2 separate regions of the Homo sapiens genome follow, and region 2 is linked to region 1. The links are chromatin loops, found by intact Hi-C in ENCODE. Cell type or tissue: dorsolateral prefrontal cortex. All regions are shown on one strand.

Region 1 (2,500 bases):
TTTGGTGTGCAGGGCCCTGCATGCCCACCCTATGGGGCTGGCCAGGTCTCAGAACCAAGCAGGTGCTCCTGGTGGACTGAACCTTTGAGCTCAATGCAACTGGACAGATGCTTATTTCAAGAAGATCAGAATTTGATTTCTGTGCTCCCTGGGGGTGTGGGGTGGCAAAAACAACCTGACTTGGCTGGGGAGCAGGGTGGCGGCTGGCCCAGGAATGCATAGCCGTGTGCTGGAGGCTGGAGCCCCTGTCTTGTTCTCCTCACAGCCGTGGTGTTTGGTGGAGGCCCAGGGCTCCCCCTCTTTGTTCTGTGAAAAGCAGAGGCCACAGAGAGTTCCTGTCCCTGTCTGTGAGGGCATTAGGGCTAGAGTTCCCTGTTTGAGGGAACAAGGTCTGCAGGTAGGCCCCCACCCATGAGCTGTACAGGTCAACTCTCCATCCCACCTATGAGTGCACACTGAGCCTCAGCCATCCTGAGTCCTGCGCTCAGTGCTCCAGGGATGCCCAGAAACCATTCCTGCCTGTAGGGAGCTCATGGCTGGGATTAGAGTAAAACATGAAGCTGAGGAGTTAGGCCACAGCAGGAGGCTGGGAACTCTTGGGAACAAGTTCTGTGGACACCCCATGGAAAGAGAGGGCCGAGGATTGTAGGCAGGGAGGTGGTCAGGGAGGGCTTCCTGGAAGAGGTGGGGAAGGGACTACAACTCTAGAAGGAATGAGCTGTCTGTGAGTACACTTTGACTATTCTCATCTCTCCCCTTCCTTAGAGCCCAAGTCCTGAAAATGTCCCCTCAAGCATGTATGAGCAGGTAGTTTAGATTTCAGTCTATGCAAAAAAGCAACTGCAGGAGCTATTCTCCATGGAACAGCATCTCTGGTCACCTGGCAGCAGCTCAGAGGCCCGGCCACAGTCCTGGCTGTCGCCTGTGCCTGGCCTCCACTGCCTGTCTCAGGCCCTTGCCCTTCCCATTCCCTGGCCCTCCACATGGTCCACCCTCTGCCCTTCCAGGATGGTGTGGCCCTCCGTGGCTCCTGCTGCTCCCCGGCCACTGCTCACTGCCAGCTCTCTGTGAGTCTCTCTGCTCTCTGGATCCTTCTCTGTGTATTTTGCTGCCCAAAGCCCCAAGAGACAGCATCTGTTTGGCTGGACAGACCCTGGGCGCTGTGCCACACTCGAGCCAGGCTACTGACAACTACCCTGGGTCAAATCTTTGAGGCTGGCCTCCCCAGCTATGGCCAGAGCAGCGGGGTTGCGTGGAGGTGCTGGCCCTCCTCAGGGCAGCAGTGTGGCAGAGTCCTCGGCTGTGTGGGGGGAGCAGTCTAAGAACCCTCACATCCAGGATCATTCCAGCGATTCCCAGCCCTCGGGGCACCCTCAGGCAGCGCCACAGCCAGGCGGGAGGAACAGAGGCTGGCCAGAGCTGAGACACTGCCTCCGACGCAGCTTCCAGTATGCCTTGCACCAGGGCCCCACCGTGGGACCCAGGTGGCAGCTTTGCTGTTCTCGACAAATGCAAACCCCATCCTGTGACACCAGCCAAGGAAGCAGGCACCGCCAACAGCTTGGCGCTCACCAAACCGTAAGACTTTTTGGGCAAAAGATTTTGTTCTCTCTGCCCCACCAAACACTTGTCTCTTTTGATTTTGCCATTGTTCTTTCCAGGGAAATCTAATTTTAAAGCAAAAAAAATATGTTTCCTAACCAACAGGACACATGTGTGTGCCAACAAATATTTGATTTGAAAGCAAGTCTTTGCTCAGTGTAAGCTTTGTTTTTAACGGACAGGACAAAACACCGGGACCAGCTGTGCAGAGCATGTGTTTGGCCCCGGAGGCCCAGTGTTCCTTTCAGCTTGGAAATCTGGCTCGAGGTGTCCAGCTGGGACCCCATCGTAAGGGTCACATAGTTTCCAATCTGGAGGGTGAGGCGGGGCCCGGTGGCAGTAAGATCTTCCCTTTCAATAAAGAACCAAAATATCCCAGTCTGCAACATTATCAACCCCGGATGTGTCTCCACACACAAAGCCGCTTGCAAAATAAAGCCACATTTGAGCTCAGGCCAGGGGTGATGTTGAAAACAATGCAGCTAATAAGTCACCAGTTGCTGGATGGAATCAAACTGTTTTTGTTTTGTGGAGGTTTCTCAGCTTCTGGGGCAGCTCTTCCGCCCCAGGGGGAGAGCCTTGTGTCAGCCTCTCTCTTCCTCCGCTCCAGAGATGCTGCTGTGTCCCCACAGGCCTGGGGCTCCCAGGGCAGACCTCAGTATCCCACACATATACTCAGTCACATCTTCCATAGCGTGTGCTAAATCATACCCTAGACCCAGCCCAAATAAGAAGAAAAAATACCAGTTGCATCCAGTGGCAGGAAACCTCAAAGGTCAGCGGTGACTGTCGGGTGTCTGGATGTCTCTGGGATCAGCACCGTGTTGGTAGCGGGGGTTCATACCATGGAAGCACCAAGCAGGGCTGTGTGGGGGCTCCCGTGTTAGGGACAAATGCG
Region 2 (2,500 bases), 480 kb after region 1:
TCACTGGCTGCGTGGCTGAACAAGGGCAAGATGCCTGGGTGGTGACTCTGAGAAACTCCCTGTTTTGTCCCCCCCGCCTTTGCATTCTGGTTCCTGCAAGCCCATCCCTCCCCATAACTCTGATAAATGGCCAGGCCCCTTGAGCAGAAGGAGGGGCATTTTCAGTGCACTGCAGGGAGCTGTGTAGGGCCTTGTTCTGCCTGACACCTTTATTAATCGCTCAGCCAGGAAGATAAACAGATTGTTAATTAAATTTGCAGATGTTGCTAAATTGGGTGGTGTTCTGATCGTTCAGTCCCCGGAAGATAGAATGGTCCCACATCGGGCCTCCGAGAGATCAGGCTGGGCCGATGCTAGGCCACAGGTGCTTTAGTGCGTGGGTAATAGCAATGCACTGATTATGGCCAGCGTTTGTTGAGCATTTACTGTGAGCCCAGGAATCACAGGTCTGGATTTCAGCTACTCACATGCTGGGGGCTTTGAGCAAGAGTTTTGCCCTCTCTGGGCCTGGATTTGTTCATCCGTGCAAGATAGGGGTCCCTCACAGCTGTGGCATTCATGAGCTTCAGTGTTTGGGACCTTGCCAAGTGGAGGCAGGGGCCCTGTTTTCCATTTCAGAGGGTGATCAGCGCCCACTGTCCCCGCACTAAGCTCTACTCTTTTGGGAAGTAGAGAGAGTCTTGAGTCCCGGATCTTGGGGTGGGGGGATCTGGGGGATCTGAGGGGTCTGGGAAGGCCTGATGCCTGAGGATCTGTATCTGTGTGCAGAGTCCAGGGGTCTAGGACATTGAGGGGCTTTGGGGCTGTAATGGTTCCTAGGAGTGTAAAGAGTCTAGAAGGATCTGAAGACTGAGGGCAGTTTGTAGGGGTTTGTAGAGTCTAGGGGTCTGAGGGTCTGGAGGGTAGGAGGGATAAACGGTTTGGGGTCCAAGGACTAGGGTTTGGGAAGCTGGAGGTGTTGGGGCCTGGGGGATCTGGTTCTGAGAGTTTTGGAGGCTTGGAGGTTATGGAGTCTGGGGCTTTCTGGAATTCAGTCTTAAGGGTCTGGGACTCTGGGATGGTTTGAGGACTTAGAAATCTAGCATATGGAAAGTCACAGGGTGTGGGGGTGCAGAATTGGGAGATGAGGAGTCTAGGAGACAGGAGTTTGGGGAGAGTCTGGAGTCTCAGTCTTGGTGGTCTTGGGAAATCTGGAGCTGGAAGTTTGAAGGTCTGGGATCTGACGGAAGAGAGCCAGGAGCTGAAAGCTGAACGTGGCCAAATAGCGCCACCTAGTGTCCATTTCTCCACATTACAGCCAGAAAGGAGGTGGCCTAGGTGGGCATTTCTGGAAACCCTGAGGGCAGCTGTGCAGGGAGGGGGCTGAGCAGAATCTCTAGGCTTACAAACTTGCAGTGTTACGCCCGCTCCTGGCAGAGAGTGTGTCCATCTTGTTCACTGTGACCCAACATGTAGAATAGCACCTGACATGTCCTAGATGTGCAATACTCTCTTCTTAAGTGAGTAAGCAAGGGAAATTCAATTTGAAAGTAGTTCACCTGACAAGGGCAATGCTTAACGCACACCCCAGTGTGAGCATACAGACACGCATGCCCACCAACAGCCAGCATTCATGGAACACTTATATTGCCCCAAACAGCACTATGATGTAGGCACCGCTGCCATCACCCTTTCACTGAGGAGGAACCTGAGACTTCCCACGTGAACGCTGTGCCCTGTATCCAGGGGAATTACAGAAAGTCTAGACCTGCACTGTTCCAGACGGTGGCCACTGACCAGGTGCAGCCAACAGTGGCTAGTTCACATGGAGATAAGCTCAAAGTGTAAAATATGCACTGCATTTCAAAGACGGTATAAATACAAGTAAAGGACCACATTAATAAGTGTTTATGTTAAACGCACGTCTACATGATCATTTTTGGATATGTTCTGTTGAATAATCAGTTTCTTTTTCCTTTTAAAAATATGGCTCCTAGAAAATTTAAAATGACATCGATTGCTGGCGCCCTACGTCTCAGATAGCGCTGGTTTAAAGTGAGTCACTGATCACTGGTGAATAAGACTCAAGTCTTGGTGGTGGGTGGGTGGGGACAAATTTCTCCAGGGGTGCCTGGAGGTAATGGGGGAAGCCTGACTGGTGGATCTGCGTGTGGGGGAGAAATTAGTCTAGGAGACAAGTTTAGCCAAGGAATGTCCCACAGAGTAGAGTCCTTGAGGGACCAGATGTCAAGTGCCTCTTGAGGGGCTAGAACGTAGGTCATCAATACAATCTAACACTCCTACCCCCTACTTCCTCTCCCTCTCCCCTTACTTGGGCCTTAGGGATAGGTAGAGAGTTGGGCAAGGAAAACTCATTCCAGGCAAAGATGTTGGGTATGGGGAGGAAGGCATGTTGCTTAGAAGAGGGATGAGGATGCTGGGCAGCTCCAGTGAGTGGAGAGGGCGGGGTGAGTGGGGCAATGGGTGTGGCAGAGAACGAGAGGCTAGAATGCTGCGTAAA

Evidence for each region. Peaks named below come from ENCODE experiments on the same cell type or tissue, not always from the same donor. Only the 100,000 strongest peaks of a DNase experiment are listed, where the experiment ranks them.
Region 2: a loop joins it to region 1, with 2.2 times the contacts of the local background. A loop is called at or near these places in 2 of 110 quality-filtered maps.

The regions. Positions count from the first base shown.
Region 1 is chr2:120,595,250-120,597,749 of GRCh38, forward strand. No RefSeq gene overlaps it. Among named protein-coding and RNA genes, the nearest start is that of LINC01101, 130 kb to the left of the region's middle. RefSeq lists enhancers at 1-71, 2,263-2,500. In dorsolateral prefrontal cortex, no CTCF peak of the experiment used is centred here; DNase peaks (open chromatin) are centred at 1,162, 1,438 and 1,947; H3K4me3 peaks cover 922 bases; H3K27ac peaks cover 1,812 bases.
Region 2 is chr2:121,079,081-121,081,580 of GRCh38, forward strand. No RefSeq gene overlaps it. Among named protein-coding and RNA genes, the nearest start is that of TFCP2L1, 200 kb to the right of the region's middle. In dorsolateral prefrontal cortex, CTCF peaks have their summits at 1,286 (motif pointing left) and 1,488; a DNase peak (open chromatin) is centred at 1,281; H3K27me3 peaks cover 1,138 bases.